Regions from separate parts of the Mus musculus genome. Here region 1 is linked to region 2. Evidence: chromatin loops called from intact Hi-C (ENCODE). Cell type or tissue: left cerebral cortex. All regions are shown on one strand. Each heading gives the region's core, and the rest is flanking DNA. Links, peaks and the distances in the headings are about the cores only.

The links. Peaks named below come from ENCODE experiments on the same cell type or tissue, not always from the same donor. Only the 100,000 strongest peaks of a DNase experiment are listed, where the experiment ranks them.
Region 1: a loop joins it to region 2, with 2.7 times the contacts of the local background. A loop is called at or near these places in 4 of 42 quality-filtered maps.

What each region holds. Positions count from the first base shown.
Region 1 is chr5:115,901,851-115,911,208 of GRCm38, forward strand. It overlaps Cit (citron), which reads left to right. Exons shown (of 47, transcript NM_007708.3): 9 at 6,788-6,971. Gm42008 (a long non-coding RNA gene) reads right to left here and starts at 6,758. Exons shown (of 3, transcript XR_003955981.1): 1 at 6,551-6,758; 2 at 4,516-6,165; 3 at 1-1,226. In left cerebral cortex, for the core only: CTCF peaks have their summits at 5,601 and 6,659; DNase peaks (open chromatin) are centred at 5,628, 5,942, 6,658, 7,485 and 1 more place; H3K4me3 peaks cover 3,786 bases; H3K27ac peaks cover 3,862 bases.
Region 2 is chr5:115,840,410-115,849,767 of GRCm38, forward strand. Cit (citron) reads left to right here and starts at 5,247. Exons shown (of 47, transcript NM_007708.3): 1 at 5,247-6,057. The coding sequence starts at 5,962. In left cerebral cortex, for the core only: no CTCF peak of the experiment used is centred there; DNase peaks (open chromatin) are centred at 4,095, 4,759, 7,757 and 8,258; H3K4me3 peaks cover 1,308 bases; H3K27ac peaks cover 1,431 bases.

The sequences.
Region 1 (9,358 bases), core at 602-8,601, 62 kb after region 2:
TCTGATAGGTGTTCAGCAGCGCACGGCATTCCAGGTCTTTCTTAGCAGAAAGGAGATTCCCCTGCAGAGAGCTGGAGACAGTAGACCCAACCAAGATAGGCTTGTCTGCGGCTGTAGAAAAACAACAGGTGGGAACGGAGAGCTCGGTGGGCCGTGAGCCAGGAGGGCAAGGGCCCTTATGTCACTTACGCCTCTTATGGCAAGACACCTCTTAACTTCACTACTGTTTAAAAGAAAACATGTTTGAAGACAATACATTTTCTCCTCTAAAGATTTTAATGAATGTCAGGATTAGAGAAGAGAGGGTCGGAAGGAAGGAGGACTTGGGGTGGGGGTGTTTATGAAGGGAAATTAACTATAGTCCTTAAAATAACCTTTGTGTCTGAGAGCCTCGTTCTATCTTATAACCAGGGGTGGGGTGGGGCTCCCCTCAAAGTTACCTCTGCCACTAAGGGGGATGTGCCGCGCCTCCACCCCAAACATTGTTGGTTTATTTTTAAAAACACAGGGAAAGCTCCCCCCACCCCCGTTTTTCCCCCACGTTTTACACTGAGCAGAGGCTTAATGTCTTGCTGCGCATTCGTCAGTGTGCTAGGCATGTTGTGTGAGGAGAGCCAGCGACTCCATGACAGACACCTTGACAGTGTACCGCATAGGTACTCATTACCATACTTTTCAGATGGAACGATCTCGGCTTTAAAGCCTTTTCGGTCCATCCAAACATCAGGCACTGGATGGAGAGGCACACGCAGGCCAGTCAGACATGCCTTTGCTCGATGCATGCCCGGTTGGCAGTATCACAATGTGCTGGGTCAGTGTAAATGTAACACACTGCTCACCATTTCAGTGAGATACTAATTCCTTTTTTTTTTTTTTTTTTGCCAAAGGGAGAACACAGTTTTGTTTATTTACACGTGTGTGTAGTGTAGGTGCTGCCACATGTGCTGCCGCCGTGCACGTGTGTCAGCCACCGGGCCACCTCCTGCGGTCAGTTCTCTCCGCTTTGCGTCCTCCTGGGGCATGGTCTCTCTTGCTCTTCTTGCTGCTGTGCTGCGTTCTGCAGGCCGCTTCACCTGTGAGCTTGTAGGCGTTCTCCTGTCTCCATCTCTAGCTCCGTCACAGGAGGGCCGAGAGTTGGGCTGTCCATGGAATCTGAGTGCGGGTTGTTAGGTTTGCGCGGCAAGCATTTCTACCCACCGAGCGCCCTCCAGCCTCATCCTCCTCTCCTAAATTGTATAAAGGTCAACACAAAAGAAAACAAAACGAACCATGTGGCATACGACGTCCAAGAACTATTCTCGGCTTCCTGCCTCTCCCATCAGTGTGGTGTCAGACATGTAGGTTTTAGGCTTGAGCGGGGTTTGGGTTTTTTGTTTCCATCTGTATCAGAAGTGAAGTAGTTCACTAAGGGAAGATGCAGAAGGGACGGGGGTATGCTACACCGCTCCTTTGGCTTGGCTTCAAGAGGGCGAGAAGGGACCCAGAGGCTGAGGGTGAGGTTGCCCGTGACCTTTGTGAGAGAGTGCTCTCTTGGCTGAGCGGAGCTCAGGGTGATGGAGGGCTGCCTGCCCGGCCCCTTCCACATGCTGCTCTCTGGGATTCCATCCCTCACTCCCTCCGCTCCCAATGAGAGCTGTGCTCAGACTGTTCCCTGGGTGCCAGAGGGTGATGGATCGGGCCTCTTCTGTGCTGACAGTGGGCGCAGTCTCCACCTAAGAGGGGCCGCTAGGCCGTCTTCCCCCGCACCCTCTCCCATCTAACGAACTTGTCCCGACCCTACACGGTTGTTGTTTCGAGATGTCGTATCCAGGCTCTTAGCTTTCTCACTCTGTGTATGTCTCAGAGCTCCTGTGCCTTCTGTCTTCTCGCTACCGTGGGGGTGGTCTACAGGAACTCCCTGAGCTGGGCGCCTGTGATTCACCTAGGGTGGGGCATTTCTAGCCAGCCGACCTTGCTGACCCTGCATCTACAGAGAGAGTGTACTCCTCAAGTCTCCCTGGTGGGTCACTGAGCTTATCTGTAGCTCATTTAACCTGCTGACCTGTTTCCTTTCCGTTTTGCTGTGATAAACACCGGGGCAGTAGCAGTTTTGGGGGAGGGAAGGCTTTATTCAGCTCAGGCTTCCACCTGATGGTCGGAGTGTGAACTTGGAGTAGCCAGTCACATCATGTCCGCAGTCCCCGTCAGAGAGAACTCGCGCATGCGCGCTGTTGCTCAGCTCATTTCTTTTATACAACTGAGGGCTCAGACCCAGGGACTCGGGCCATCCATTTTAGACTGGGGCTCCTCCCGTCCATCATCAATGAGAGCATAATCATAAGAACCCTCAGGCCACCCTGATCTGGACAGTCTCTCCTTGGGACTCTTCCCAGATGATTCTCAATTGTGTGACGTTGACAGTTCATTAGATCTGCATTTAACATTGAGTTTTCAACTTTACTCCTTTAAAAAAAAACATTTATTTTTATCATTTGTGTGTCTGTGTGCGAGAGTGTCCGGGCAGGCCTCCCGCAGGGAGATACAGGTGGTTGTGAGCTGCCTGCAGTCCGCTGTGGGTATGGGATCAGGTGATCTCGAATCCTCTGCAAGAACAGCATCTGCTCCTAATCTCTGAGCCAGTAACAAGACCTTACCCTTCTGGATGCCTTTCAGGTGTTCTTGGTTCCTCATTCTTGGGTTAGAATATCAACTTACTTCTGTGATAAAGCAATATGTCTACTCTGTTTGGTGTTTTGACACAGAGGCTCGCTGTATAGCCTAGGCTCACATTGAACTCACAATTTTCTTGCCCTAGCTAGGTTTCTGGTGTGCGCCACTGTGACCGCCTCTCCTGGCCCTTCAGGTCACTTTCCTCTTTCATCGTGTTGGCGCCCAGCCTTGGCATGTCCCCAGGATACTCCAGAACTCCTTGTCTGCAGACTATGGGGACGAGCCAGTGCACCTGGCTTAGCTTGCTCTTTTCTTAGGCTTCAGAGAGCTGGCTCTCTCACCTCAGTCTCAGTGCACTCTCTATGGAAGAAGGGTAGCCCTCCCCCTGGCCGAGTGTGTTCACACGCACTCGCTCAACACTCGCGTGTGCCGCTGTTCATTTCCCATGCTCCCGGATCCCATGGAGCCAGCTGCCCCAGCTGCAGTTTCTAAGTAGCCACCCTAGCTCTTCCCTTCTAAAGGGCCTAGATGAGGGGGTGGGCATCCTCACCCTTCTTGGGGCATTGGCTCATTTCTGGGCCACTTCTTCAGCTTTGAGGCTGCGGCTTCTCAGGTTGTGTGAGCCTTCGTTTGCTGAGGACCTGTTCTGAACTGACCACCTGGCAAGAGGTTGACGTCTCTAGCTTTTAATCTGTGCTATCAGTTCTCCCTTCTCTCAACTTGAAAATTATCTCACCTTTCTATATACCCCCCACTCCCACCCCTCAGTGCTGGGGATTGAACTCAGGGTCTTGCCCATGCTAGGTAGCATTCTACCACTGAACTATATTCTCAGCCTGTTGCGCACACGTGTGTGTGTGTGTGTGTATGTGTGTGTATGTGTGTGTATGTGTGTGTGTATGTATCTGTATGTGTGTGTATGTATGTATAAATGTATATGTGTGTGTATGTATGTGTGTGTATGTGTGCATGCAGATGTGTGTTTCTGCATGTAGAGGCCAGTGGACAGTCTCAGGTGTCGTTTCTTAGGTATCATTCACCTTTAAAAAATGAAAACAATGTTTTCTGTATCTGGTTTTGTCTGTGTCTATGGCTATGCCTGCATATGTTCCAGATGCTTGTGGAGGCCAGAAGAGGTCATCAGCTCTTTGGAGCTGGAGAGAAAAATGGTTATGAGCTGCTGTAAGGAAGGCAGGAATTGAACCCTCATCCTAGAAGAGTAGAAAATGCCCGTAACCACGGAGCCACCACTTTAGCTTTTCCCTTCCTCTCTCTGAGACGTGATCTCGCCCTGGCCTTGAACTCCCCATGTAGGCCAGGCTGGCCAGCCATGGAATGCCAGAGATCTTCCAGCCTCCACCGCACCGCTCAGTGCTGGTGATGAGGCTGTGCCATCCTGCTTGGCTTTATTTATTTGTAACCTGTGGGGATTGTACTCAGCCCCTTATGTTGGCTGACTCAACTCTCCAACCTCCCCACAGCCCCCAGAGACCGAGTCTCGCTATGTTCCTTGAGTTTATCATCTGTAGCCCAGGCAGGCCCTGGCCTTCTGATCCCCCTGCCTCAGCTGCCCGAGTGATCAGGTGATAGGCCTGTACTGGCAGCCCAAGCCTCTTTTCTAATCTTGACCGCAGTAATGCTTTGAGCATGGCAGAACTTTACAGATGAGCCTTATTTTATAGTACAGAAATTCAGAAATCATAATTACTTCACTGAGGGTGGCTCCTACCTCTCTATTAATCATCTTCCTAACACAGAAATGGAATTCTATTTTCGTCTCCTACAGATAAATTAGTATATAGTGGAAAGGGATTCAACTTCTGCGAGGAATTATAACGCCATGGTAGAATTAACACAAACACTCACCTTGGCGTGCCTGTGCCTTGTATAGCAGAGACCGACTCTACTCAGCGCAGATGCCGCGCTGTCTCACTGGACTTGAGCGGCTGCTAAGGTCTGCCACATCATGCACTGTACGCCAGCAATGATAACGGCCACAGGTCACCTTCATGGGTGTTCACCGAGTGCCAGAAGCCACACTGAGCACTTTGCATAGATTCACCTAACAGTCAGGTGCAGAGGCAGGAGAATCACAAGTTTGAGGCCAGCCTTCACTGCTTAGGGACACTCTTTCAAAGCCAGACATGACCTCCCCACAGATGCCTACAGAGGCTGAGTGCCTTTCCCAGGGTCATAGAACTGGAGTGGGTGGAATTGGGAGCCATTAAGCCACCATGTTTCTGTATCAGAGTCACCTACGTATTTCAGTATGTTTATCTCGATGTCCTTATCTTGGGATGGAAGCACTTCCTTTTGGTCATCATACATTGTAATTTCTGTGATTTCAATTTTAATCTTCCAAAGGAGGGATTGGGTGAGCACGGGCAGTCAGATGGGGTTTGCACCACCATTAGATTTGCACCCCAACCCCCCCCAACCCCCCGCTTATGGGTGTGCACAGGGGATGCGAACCCCTGCATCCAGTCCCAGTTCCCTTCCCATAAGCTAATGTTGAAAGCGTTAAGCCCCGGAGCTTCTGACTCCAGCAGGGAAGGCTGAGCTGCTCCCCGGAGAGCCCGGAGGTGTTAGATAAGTCTCTGTTAGCTCGCATTTCACATTCCCTGATCTTCTCTTCCCCACCTCACCTCGGTGCACCTCGGAGACTGTTCTTTTGCATATCCCAGAAGCACCCGCCGCCCCTCCGCGTTCACCTCCCTCTTCCTCCGCACCCCTCCACATCACTCCGGTTACTTCTCTGCCTGGCACTGCTTTGACCGTTGTCCCCGGGGATGCTTCGGCAACAGCCAGCTCCTTCTGAGTCTGTGGGGCTGAAGGCGTGCTTGCTGCTCACCCCCCACCCCACCCCCAGCACAGAACTCTGTCTGGAAAACAAGAGGTTAAAAAAGAAGTCTGGACCGTGAAGGGCTGTGACAACTGTCCTAGGGGGAGCTCTAGCGAGCCCTGGCGGGCAGTGACTCATGCGGCTCCGTCACTCAGATCGGCATTGGCCCCTGCCACGCAGGGTGGCCAGGTGGGGTTACCGCCAGAGCACGCACTAAGGAGTGGGGAGGTGGTAGCATGCAGCCTGCACTGCGGGGGATGTGATGCCGGCTTGCCAACTTCCCCCTGCCTGGTCCACTGCGGACGTCCCAGCCTGCAACCATGGTAACACTTCTGACTGGAAATGCCCCTGGGAGCCCCCCACGATGGGCAGCCTCCTGGTGACTGATGGACAGCCGCTCACGCGTCTGAGTGAGAGAGCCTAGTAGGTCTGCAGGCGGCAGAGACGATGTGATTCCACCCCCCCTCCCCAGCTGGGAGTCATGCCATAAGAGGTAGGAGCCTCACCACAGATGTGCGTCTGTGGGTCTCTATGTACCCCTCACCGGTGCTGGGTGCTGTAAATCACTGCAACTTTATCTGGCTGTCTTTTGATTATGCTGGTTGAACTGCGGTGGATTCGATGGGCAGGGGTGTGTTGAGGGGAGTGGGGGTTTTGGGGGGGGAGATAATGAACTAAAAAGGAAAAAAAAAAGTGGTTAATAGGATCTCTGAGTAGACTCAGCTGGCTATGAATGAACCAGACTGCAGCGGTGACCCAACCACGGTTGTACAGCTTTCTAAGCCCACCGTCCTGTTCTCTCCCCTCATTCTGGCTAAGTCATGAGACATGCACGTCTTCCATCTGACAGCCATGCATATCACCAACTATTAATCATTTTAGACCTGTCTGGAAGAGGGGCTCAATGGGCTTAGGTCACCCGGCACCCTGGCACTCCAGCGTCCAGGGATGGAAGGCTGCTGGAAATAATGAGCCAGGAGCTGCCTTCCCTGGGTGAGTTGCCCAAGCACTTCAGCGGGGGGGTCCAAGTGACCTGTCTGAGTTTATCTTTCACCTCACCCACTGCCCAGAGAGGCAAGCTGTCTGCGGGTTGGTGGCCATGTTGGCAGCGAAGGGGTTAATCTCTTGTTGCTGTAGGAGCCGAGGCTGGGTCTGCCTGCGCTAGGAGCTGGGTTGAAAGCAGTCGCTGCAGTGCTGTCTCCAAACGCCTAAGGAGTAAGGCGCTTTTTCCCCCTCTGCAACAGTGTGGAATTCTGAATTTTTTCTCCCCCCCCCCCTTGTTTTTCTTTTAACCAGCTCCTCCCCCCTTCGTCCCCACCCTCAAGTCTGACGATGACACCTCCAATTTTGATGAACCAGAGAAGAATTCGTGGGTTTCATCCTCTGTGTGCCAGCTGAGCCCCTCGGGCTTCTCAGGCGAAGAGCTGCCGTTTGTGGGATTTTCGTACAGCAAGGCACTGGGGTATCTTGGTAGATCTGAGTAAGTGACGGTGACTCTCTGGGGGGACCTGCATGGATGGCCGGTACACAGAGCCAAAGGTGCTGATGCTGGTGCTGTGGTGTGCTGTGCTGTGCTGGTGGGAGGGTTGGGGGAGTGCGTCGGAGGGAAGCCTCTGGGCTGCCTGTTTGGGGCTCGTGGGGCTAGACTGTTGATGCTCGGTTCTGCATGGCGTGTCAGGTGCCTGTTCCTCCTGTCCATGGCATCTGAACAGTCAGCTGGGCACTTTGGGTTAGTTTTTTCCATCTTTAGTCTTATTTAGAGGGAGGAGAAGAGTGGGAGATTTCTAGCAGTGCAGATACCCGGTTAAAAGGGGAACCTTGGATGAGTTAAACTGAGCTGTCTGTCCATCCATCTCAAGAGAGAGGATGGCCGGAACCCTGGCTGTATCGGAAAGGATCCGAAACACGGGATCTCATCAGCCTAAAGGGTTTCCCAATGGGTTTAACCGAGCTGCAAGTGGCTGAACCAGAGCTCTAGCAGAGAGATGACGCTGGGCTCCTGTCCAAGTATGCTGCAAGATCAGGGATCTGGCAGCTGAGCCATTCCAAGTAGGGAGAGAGCACTGGTGGCCAGAAGAAGCCCCGTTCCTTCCTGTGAGCCCCCAGGAGCAAGTGTGATGCAGCCGGCAACTAAAACCCTAAACAAACTCGGCAGCTAGAACGAGCAATAGAGATGTGCTGTAACCCTCCTGACCTGGGAATCGTCCTCTCTCGTCTGATAGGAAGCGTTCAGAAGACGGGGCAGACGGGGCTTGCTTGAAGGGTCCTGATTTCCAGACTCCTAGAATCTGTGTTAAAAACAGCTGCCTTGGGATGTAGGAGTTGGATGCCATTCTGTCTTCAGGGGAGCAATTTCCCCTAGGAAGGTCTCAGACCAGCTATGTTGTTCTCCAGGTTCCTTAGCTCCCTCACACCGAGGCTCTTGGGGGAGATGCTGCCCACTTAGAACACATTTTTTTTTTTAATTCTCATGGGTAGATTGATTGCCTGTTTGGTGTGTTTATAGCTTAGATATTGATTCGAAGGGATATGGTATTGGCTCCTGGATGGTGTCTCCCCACAGGTACAATTCTGAGATTCTTAAAAGATAGTAGATTTTCACATAGAATTGAGCATTTGATATAAGCTGGGGAGAGTGTGGGCCGTTCTTGATTTTTGACAGGGGCTTTTTACAATGAGAGATGCCAGGGTAGGCTTGCTTTCTTACCTTGTCTGAGGTCTGGGTTTAAAATCCAGGTGGATGTTGGCATCGTCAGGTCTGCCTTTTTTGCTAATCTTACCACCAAACGCAGCCCAGAGGAAGGCAGGAGAGGCAAAAATCTTAACTCGCCATGGAATGTGCCATCATCAGTCAGAATTGCAGTGGTCCAAGCAGGGCTAGGAGGTTTGATGTTGTTGTTAAGGACCCAGGCAGGAGCCAGAGGCCCAGTGGAGGAGGGTGCATACTTAGTGGGCAGTGTAACCTTGACACAACAGGCTCACTGAAGGTCACAGATCCTGACCAGGAGAAGATGTGTCGGGAGATGTTGCTGGTCTGGTTAGCAGTGGGCCAGGTGTGTTGAGAGAAAGCTGTCTGATGATATTATTGATCAGTGATCTCAAAAACCTGGGAAGCCTGGGTGGGGGAGTGAGGTTTCAGGAGCAATGATGTGAGGGAGCCCAGCACCACGGCTACTCTGAGACAGAGTGTGATTAATTGCTTGTTATTCAGGAAGACTCTAATTGCATCTTTCTACTTCTCAGAAAGCTGGGAAAGGGAGGTTTGTCACAGGGGCCTCTCAGCGTCAGGGCCCAGGCACTGGGTAAATATTTGTTGATTGGATTTACTCATGAGCCGGTCCCCCTGGAATGTGTTTGTGTTGCTCTCTGATTTTTGAAGGTTTGCAGTTTCACCTTTGGCCGTCCAGAAACTACCCCCCCCCCATCCCTAACGCATCCAGCGAGCTTCTGTTTGTGCCCCGGTGTTTAATAAGATCCTCACGAAAATAACATTCCTCATAACACAGCCGTCGAGTTTGTTATCTGGAAGATGTAACTGAAGGCGTCTTATCTTTGGGGGAACTTGATGCTCTTTTTCCATGGCAGTTCAGGGCTGGAATCAGCTTCCTCTGTCGTGCTCGGTGGTGTTGCTGTTGGACCTGGCTTCTTTGCCGGGGGTGGTTTGGTGGGCGAAACCTTCAGCCACAGTCTAGAAATCCCGTCCACCTGTTGGTTGTAGGTGACACCCCCTGCCCCTGGGCATGTTGGATCATAGTTTATTGGGAAGCCAATAAAAGAGACTCAGATGAGATTGCGCAGGAGATCCTGCAGTTTCATAGACAGAGGTGGTGGCATGGTCTCTGGGTACTACCTTTGCCCTGTAGTGAC
Region 2 (9,358 bases), core at 356-8,355:
GTCCTTTGAGAACCAAAAGGCAGATCGATAGGAAGTTGGTCTCTCTGGGGACATTTTCTACAGTGGTGGAAACTTGGGTAGGGTTTATGCTCTTGTAATTTCTCTCCCAGGGTCTTGTAACGAAACCAAACCAAACCAAACCAAACCCATCCTAAAAAGGCAGTTGGAGAGAAGATGGGCCAGCAGCCGTTGAGTGTCGTGTTTTATAAAAAGATAAGGAAGGCAGGGATGTTTGTTCTGGAGGCAGGGTATGGTGTGGGGGAAGGGATGCCTCTGCAAGGACCCGCAGAGGCACCCACTTCCCCCTCTGAGGTACCAGCCACAAGGATCACATAGTATAGATAAACTCAAGGCACTCGGAGGGGAGGGAGAGGGAGAGGGAGAGGGAGAGGGAGAGGGAGAGGGAGAGGGAGAGGGAGAGGGAGAGGGAGAGGGAGAGGGAGAGGGAGAGGGAGAGGGAGAGGGAGAGGGAGAGAGAAAAGAAAGAGGCAGGCCATGAGCAGGAGTGGGGCGGGTAAGGAACAAGAGCAAGAGAATGAGGGTGAGGGCAGGGCAAGCAGCCCCTATAGCGAGTCAGGCACACCTGGATGTTGCCAGGTAACTGTAGGGCGGAGCCTAGATGAAATGTCAGGGAGCATTTGCTGTCTTTGTAGGCTTTGTTGATCCCAGCCTCTAGCACAGAATAGATACATTCATAGTCTCTGGTAGTTGAATATTTGGTCCCCAGTTGGTGGCGCTGTTTGAGAATTAGGCAGTGTGGCCTTGTTGAAGGTAGGCTTTGAGAGTTAAAAGACTCTGGTGGCACACGCCTTTAATCCCAGCACTTGGGAGGCAGAGACAAAAAAAAAAAAAAAAAAGACTTTCACTATTATGAGTTCCGGCTCTCTGTTCCATGCTTGTTGTTGAAGGTTCACCCTCTCAGCTTCCTGTTCTGGCTGCCATTTCTCTCAGCCACGGTGGGGCCTTTTCCCTCAGGAACTGTAAGACCCCCGAAACTGGGGAGACCTCTGCTCAAGTCCCGGGATGAGCTGGCCGGCACCCCAATAACTTGAGAGAAAACCATACCTGATGCAAACTGCAAGAGGTTTTATTGTTAGCTAGCTGAGGATGAACTCCTTTTGTCATGCAGGGCAGGGGAAGTCCGACCTCTAGCTAGCGGGAACAGTAGTGGGCTTTTAACTGCTAGCTGAGGAGTTGGGAGGAGTTGGGAGGAGAGTTGGGAGGAGTTTGGCTACAGCTCTTCTATTGGGTGTCCTTGGTACAGGGAGCCAAACAAGTGCCTGGCTAGGTCTCTCCACAATCATTGCATTTCTGGCTGTAAGGCACAGAAACAAAAAGGCTTTTTGCTGGCTGTAGAGAACGAAGTGCTTCTTTCTGGCTGTATTTTTAGAGATCAGGGAAAACAAGCTTGGGGAACGTCCAGGGGCTTTACCTTTCAGGGAGAAACGCTTTAAGTCGTGGTCTCACAGAACCATAGGCTCAACTAAGCTCTTCTTCCTATTGGTTGCTCCTGACTTGGTGTTTAATCACGGCAACAGAAAAGTGACTGCTCTTGCAGAGGACCTGGGCTCAGCTGCCAGTGTAGTGTCAGGGAAGTGTTAGCGGTACCCCCCCCCCCCCAAACCAGATAGGAACCTATCAGATGCAATCACAGTACGGCCTTTTTATTTGAGCTAGCTTGGGGCTCCTCAGCACAGGACTGTCACACAGGACAGTTTTGGCGATGCAGAGTCCCGAATGTCTATCTGGGCGAGGGGCAGGGCTTTATAGTAAGTAGTAAGCAGGGAGCGAGTGTGCAAGCATCTAATTGGGAAGTTACTATGGCCTTTAAGATAATTTGCTGGTGCTGGGAGTCATATCATAAACTTAACTTCTGCTCCCCTCTGCATTGGTGGTTATTAGGCAGGGGGTGGGCTTGTAACCTGGGGTTACAGGCTTGTTAGGGGAGTAACCTGGAGATGCTGGTCTTGTTGGTGGTGAGCCTAGACACTTAAGGTAGGTTTGGGTTTTGTTGGGGGGAGGGATAACTTGGAAACTAATGTTAGGTACTGGCTTGTTAATTTACGTGAGTTCAAACAGGTTCAGGTTCTCTAAAATGGAGTTTGTAAAAGATTTGGCCTCTCAGCAGCACCCAGATGGCAGCTCCTAACCATCTGTAACTCAGGTTCCAGGGGATCCGACATCTATGTCCTGGAACTCTCCTTGTAGATCAGGCTGGCCTTGAACTCAGAAATCTGCCTGTCTCCCGCCTCCATAGTGCTGGGATTAAAGGTGTGCACAACCCTGCCTGGCAGCGGTTACCATGGTACTGAAGGTCAGACCCAGAGCTTGGCTTACGTTTCATCAGCCTGGACGACATGATGGAACTATATATAGTCTGATCTCTTGGTTCCTTAAATTACCTGGCCATCCCCTTCCCTCGATTTCATCATAGTGGTGGTGCTGGTGGGGGCGCTGGAGCAGGAGCTAAGAAGCTCGGAGTGTTTAGGTAATTTTGCAGCTGAGCCAGCTTTACAGTGGGTTCTCCCTACAGAGAAGACTCTCCATCACAGAGACGGATGATGAAGCCTGATTGTCAGGGCACTGATTTACAGTGAGTCTGGGATGGAGCTTGCTTAGCAGGCAGGGACTGTCTCCTCCGTTCAGTCTTCAGCACCGCACTCTCAAACAGATTGCGACATCTCCTGCTGCCTGGCTAGCAGTGCTGTCTGCTTTCTTGGCATTCCTTTCCCCAGGATGGCTGCAAGGTACACCCTGGAGCCTCTTAGGGGGCTTTTAAAATCCCCCAAGCCTAGATCCTAGAACAGGGAAATGAGTTGGGAGCAGGGGAGGCCTCTGTGTTAGTATTCTTTTTGTTTTATGTTTTAACTTTTTTTTTTTTCTTTCTGTATAGCCCTGGCTATCCTGGAACTCACTCTGTAGACCAGGCTGGCCTCGAACTCAGAAATCCGCCTGCCTCTGCCTACCAAGTACTGACGTCTTATCTTTTATTTTTATTTGCATCTTTCAGTGTGTGCAAGCATGTCCAGGGGAAGTATGGCATGTATGAGAGATCAGAGGATGACTGGTGAGAACCGGATCTCTATTTCCTCCATGTGGGTCCTGAGGATTGAACTCAGTTCGTCAGCCTTGGCTGCAGATGCCTTTACAAGCTCAGCCACCTCATTGGCCCACATGTTAGTAGTTTTCAAACCTCCTCTGCTGGTCTCAGTGTGCATACGGATGCTCTAGGTGTATCTATACGAGGAAGCCAAGTTGTAATCAGACAAGCATGCTGTTACAGTCTGTTTTTTTTAGTCTGAGCATACTCATAAATACCTATTCTGTGCCAAGGCCTGGGATAGAGAAAAGTAGAAGTCACTACAATTTGGTGGTTATAAAAAAAAAATGGGCTTCAGAGCCAGGCCTTGGTGTCATAACCAAAATCCCAGCACCCAGGAGGCCAAGCAGCCAGATCTCGGAGTTAAAAAGGCCAGCTTGATCGTGGAGTTCCAGGACAGAGAAAAGTCTGTCTTCAAAACCATAAATAAATAAATAAATAAGAATGAAAGAGCCCAGTTCAGATCCTAACCCTGCACTTACTGGTGTGTGACTCAGTTTCCCTCCCTCCTTTTTTTTGTCTAAAAAAAATCAGCCCCTCTCTCACCCCTACATCCAACCCCCACAAAATAGCTATAGTATCATCGGGTCAAGAAAAAGGTCATTGCCTTTCTCATGGTCCCTTCAAAAGCCTCCATTCGGACCCTAGGTGCCTTATTTCCTGGCGTTGCTGTCTTGATTTTTTACACTTGTCTCTTTTGTGTGTGTGTGTAGGTGCACTGTGCACTTATGTGCAGGTGCCCGCAGAGGCCAGAAAAGATCATCTGATCCTTTGGAACCGGAATTACAGGGAGTTGTGAGGGGTTTGAGGTGGGTGCTGGGAATCAAGGGAAGATCCCCTGGAAGAGTCGCAGAGCCATTGCCCCAGCTTTTGCCATTGCGTTAGACAACACTATTTCGAGCTCGCTCTCTAGAATGCGTTTCACGGTTACATAATTTAGAAAAGCTATTCCTAGTAGTCATAGAGTGCAGAGAGCCTCACTCAGTGTTAGCAAATACTACACTCCTTTTTCGAGATTGCCCCTTCACAGGTCAGTTTACACCCTACCCTTGTGTGAATGTAAACAGCGCCGCCTCTTCACAAACACCTTCCCCCACATTGCTAACGAGGCTGGGCACTTTCCACACACTGATGGCCACTGGGTTTTCTCATTGAGAGAAGGGGGCGGTCTAGTGATCCTGGCTTAAATTTACTTGAACATATCTTTGTGGTGAGACCTCACGATCTTGCTGCGGCTCAACCCAAAGGTACAAGGCAGGCAGGCTGGAGTGGGTTCCGATTACTCCTCTGCCTCAGCTGTACCGCACAGCTTCCTGATTCCCCCCCACGTAACCCCGGCGCCTACGTTAGGCGTGGGCGATGGCTCAATTGAGTGCATTCCTGCAGAGGGCTGGAGTTTGTTTCCTAGCATCCTTATCTGAGGCAGGCAGTTCGGGCAGAGCTCCCCGCAGGAGCTCGGACAGAAATGGACAGCGCCGCAGACTCCGCAGGGGACCCCATCTCCAAACACAGCATCCTGCCAACCGCCAATTTCAAACTTCCCAGCCCAACCCCGCCTGGATTCCTTTGCCCTCTTTCTATTGGTCGCTAGTCAAAGGAAGAGACAATGTGATTGGCTTTTCCATTTCACTTCCTCTAGCCCTCCGAGATCTGGGCGGGTCCTGGTGGAGACCCCCGCTGTCCATCAGTAGATGGCGAGCGCTGATTGGTTGAGGCACGGCCGAGACCTGCCCACGTCGTTTCCTTCAAACGTTGGGGCGGGAGACTCAGGGCGGAGCGGAGCGGGGCGAATGTAAGCCGGGGGTCTGCGGAGTGTGAGTCCAGTTTGTGTGTGTGTCTGTTGGGGGATTGGAGAGGCTCTGGGCGGGGGGCAGTCCCCTTTCCCAGGTCTCCCTGGTCGACCCCGTTCATACAGAGCCCACTTTCCCACCCAAGGCCTCAGGATAGCGGGGGGAGGGGGCTCCTGAGGGTCTGCTGCGGCTGCAGCATGGGTGTGCTGGGGGTAGCCCGGGGTCTGTGGGTGCAGCCCTGGGGGCGGGACAATGGGTTCAACCCAGTGTCTCTGGTTCGTCCTTGGGGTGTCCTGGGGGAAGCCTGGGGTCTGGGGCAGGAGTTGTTGTTAGTGTCTCTGGGTGTGCTGCCGGAGGACCTCAGGGCCCCTTAAAGAGGACCCATTCCCCTGTAGACCAGTCTCTGTCCCCTGCAAGCTTTACCTGCATTCTTGCCCATGGCGCTTCCCATTTTCTGTGTGATCTTATCTCCCTCACTTAATCTCTCTGTTCCTGTGTCTTCATTCTATGAGCTGGACTGAGGCCTTGGGTGGGAAAGTGGGCTCTGTATTCTATTCCGTGCCTAACCCAGCGCCTCCTTCTTGTGTCTTTCTCCCTCTCTAGCCTATCTGGTCAGTCAGGCAACCGATCTTCCTCAGGATCATTGATCTCTGTACCCTCCAGGGGCAGTGAACCTTCCTTTCCCTGGGATAATCCTCAAGGCTCACTGATCAAACCCTTTGGGCTTGGTTCACAGGTTAGGTCTATGTAGCTACGCGACATCAGATATTTGTGTTCGTCAGGGTTTTCTAGGGGAAAAGAGCTGGTAGAATGGAAAAGTGGAGATTTATTAGGCTGCAGTCTGCTAGTCCACCAATGGCTGGTAGTTCTTTTGGAAATGATTTATTTCCATCCCTTATGTGTATGAGTACCTTTGGCCTTCCTGTGTCTGTGCCCCATGTGCCGTGGAGGCTGGTCGCCACCTCCTCATCCTGATCTCTTTAGGGAGACACGACTCTGCCAAGCCCTTCCTGCCTTCAATGTCAGTACCCGCTTGACTTTCCCCAGTGTTCCTTCGGCGTTGGCGGAGAGATGTTGAAGTTCAAGTATGGTGTGCGGAACCCGCCGGAGGCCAGTGCCTCCGAGCCCATTGCCAGTCGGGCCTCCAGGCTAAATCTCTTCTTCCAGGTAAGCAGCTGCCAGCCAGCGATGCACACCCGTGTCTGCTGTGGTAGCCGTCTTTGGTTGTATTATGGACAGAGACTGGTATTCTTAGGGTAATCCTGTTTGTTCTTTTACATGTCCTGCCTGAGCTGGACTGAGGTGCCACTGTGCTGATGATTACGTACGTGGCTGGACGTGCCCCAGGGGAGTCCCCTCATTTCTCATACTCCACACTTTTTTTTTTTAAGATTTATTTATTATTATATGTAAGTACACTGTAACTGATTTAAGACACACCAGAAGAGGGCATCAGATCTCATTACAGGTGGTTGCTGGGATTTGAACTTAGGACCTCTGGAAGAGCAGTCAGTGCTCTTACCCGCTGAGCCATCTCGCCAGCCCATACTCCACACTTTTAAACTTTTGCTTCTTTCAATGGAAGAAACCAAAATTGTCTCTAGGGTGTATTTGTGTGTGTGCGCGCGCGCGTGTGTGCACGCACACGGGCCTGTCTGTCTGCATCTGTCTTGTGTCTGGGTACCCAGAGAGGCTAGAAACTAGCTTTGGATCCTTTGGATGTGGGAGCTGGTATTACAGGTGTTTGTGAGCTGCCTGTGTGGGCCTTGGGATCCAGATTGTGGTCCCCTGAGCCATCTCTTCAGCCCCAGTGTAGAATAATCTAATTTATAATCTTATTCCATACGAGGGATATCTGTTCTCTCTCTTTTTCTTTTTTTCTTTTCGAGACAAGTTTTTTTCTATTACGTAGCTCTGGCTGACCTAGCACTCAATATGTAGACCAGGTTGGCCTTCAAATCACAGAGCTCCACCTGTGGCTGCCTCCCAAGTCCTGGGGCTAAAGGCTTGGGCCAGCTTCCGCACCTGGCAGCTCTCCTGCTCTTTAGATTAAACACCACGCCTACATTCCTCATTCCGGGCCTAACAGTTTCGTCTTCTGTAAGGACCAATGTCATGCAAGTATTTCCAGACAGTTTTCTAGTTCGGTTCTACTCTGACTTGCCTTCACCATGGACTGTAATTTGTATACTGAAATTAACCCTTCCCCGCCCAGCTTGCTTTTGGTCATGATGTTCCTCACAGCTGTAGAAAACCAGCCAGGACATTTCCCTTCCATCCCTCTTTAATGTGGAGTGACCTTAGTTGGTTTTATATTGCGATAACAGCACGCCAGAGGGTGTGTGCTTTTATAAACAAAAGAGGTTTCCATAGGTGACAGTTCTGCTCCCTCAAGTACACCAATGGCTTCTACTTGGCTCTGCTCGGGGACTGGTTACAATGTTGCCACACTGGCTAGGGGAAAATGCCCAGAGATCACATGGGCCAGATAGGAAATAAGAGACCAGACCTTTCTAACACCCGGGCTCTCAGCTCCTGAGGTTAAAAAAAGCATTTTTGTTTCTTGAAGACCAGGTTATAACCCCCTACAATGTCTCACCCCCACCTTTTAAAGCGACCACAGATTTGACACTGGGGTCAAGCTTGCAGCACGTGGACCCCAGGAGGATAAACCACATGCAGATGGTAGCAATGGGTGCCTCCTGCAAGAGGAGATGGGTTGTGACAAAGAATCCAGGTACAACTCAGCGTGCCAGCCGAGCCTGCTGTGCTGCTCCCATGCAGGGCTGTCACCCTGCAGGTCGGATGCAGTGGCTGGCTTGTTTTCTGCTTCTGTGTGTCCTTTAGACTGGGTCTCAGTCGGTGTGTCTCTCTCCTACTCAGGACTTGTATTTTGGGGCTTGGCAGACTTCCAGAGCCCCAGAAATCTCACAAATCACCAGGCTTTGCCAGTTTTTTATTTTGCTAAGCAAGGATGTAGAAAGCAAATGAGAGGGGGAAAAAAAGCTATTAACTTTCTGGTCTTTTCATTTCCGAAAGAAAGGGCATTTTGAGAACTATGGAGAGCTGAGGCTTTTGAGTGTGCTATGGGGTGCTCCGAGCCTAAGCTTCCTCGAGTCTCTGGGACCCCCCCCCGCCCCCCGTCTACTTGGGTTAACTCTCAGGTGAACAGAGGAGGAGATATGAGGCTCATCTTCCAGCGTTAGAGGCAACCAAAGGGGCAGGCTCCGAGGTTCCCAAGCTTGACTGAGCCTTGCGGGGAATTTGTTAAAATCGGTTTTAAGCTGCGACCCAGAAGAGTTTAATTCAGGAGGTTGGTAATGGGGCCAGAGAATCTGTTCTTTTGTGCTTCTCTAGTGATTCACACGCAGCTGCTCTTTTATGCTGCCCAGTGTTGTGTAACAAGCCCTTGCTGAGACTTAAAGGAGCAGTGGCTTCTCTTCCCAGGGCTCTGCAGATCGAGCCCAGTAGGCTCAGAAGCACACACCTTTAATCCCAGCTCTTGGGAGGCAGAGGCAGGTGGATCTCTGTGAGTTGAAGGCCAGCCTGGTTTATAGAGCAAGTTCTAGGACAGTCAGGGCTACAAAAAAACAAAAACAAAAAACCCAGAGTCCCTGTCCCAAACAAGCAAACACACCCACCCCCGAAGGTTGGTTGTTCCATAGTGGGTGGCTCTGCCAGGGTTACTGGGTCTATAGTCTGCAGAAATTACACCTGGGGCAGTAGAATATAGGCACTGACTGCTCACCTAGGCACCCTGTTTATTTAAATTTCTTATTATTTTTTGTGTGCTCACATGCTTGTGTGACTGTGGGTGTGACTTGGGCATGGTGCATGTGCGCATGTTCGAATGTGCATGTGTGGGCGTGCCATGGCACCTGTGGTTATCAGGTGGCGGCTTTCAGCAGTCTGGCATCCTCCCACCGCATTTTGAGGCAGGGTCTCTCTTGTTTTTGTCCACGATATCTTCCTGGACGACTGGCCTAAAGACTTTCAGAGATTTCCCAGCCTCCACCTCTCATTTTGAATTACAGATATGCCCCCACATCTAGCCTTTTCTGTGGGTCCCAGGCATCAAACCCAGGCCATCGGGCTTCTCTGCAAGTGCTGGGCCAGCACTTTTTCCAGCTGAGCTGTTCCCAAGCCCGGCCGGCTGGGGTGCCTGCCATGCTTCTATTTATTTAATCATTTCCTAGGCTACCTGGGGGCTCTTTTTCCTTTTCCTTTTCTTTACAAATAATAAAAGATTTTCCATTCTGTGGGTCATCAGTAGCAGCTATTCATCTTTGCCACTGTAGTACCCAGCGGCCCGGAGCGATATGTAAATGAGTGGGCGTGGCTGGGTTCGGACAGAACTAATTGTAATTCAGGCAGCAGTGGGCCTTGTTTGGCTCAGGGGCTGCAGTATGTCAAACCCTTAACATGGCCTAACCTGTGCATGGCAGCTGCCTTCCCATGAAGGCTGTTC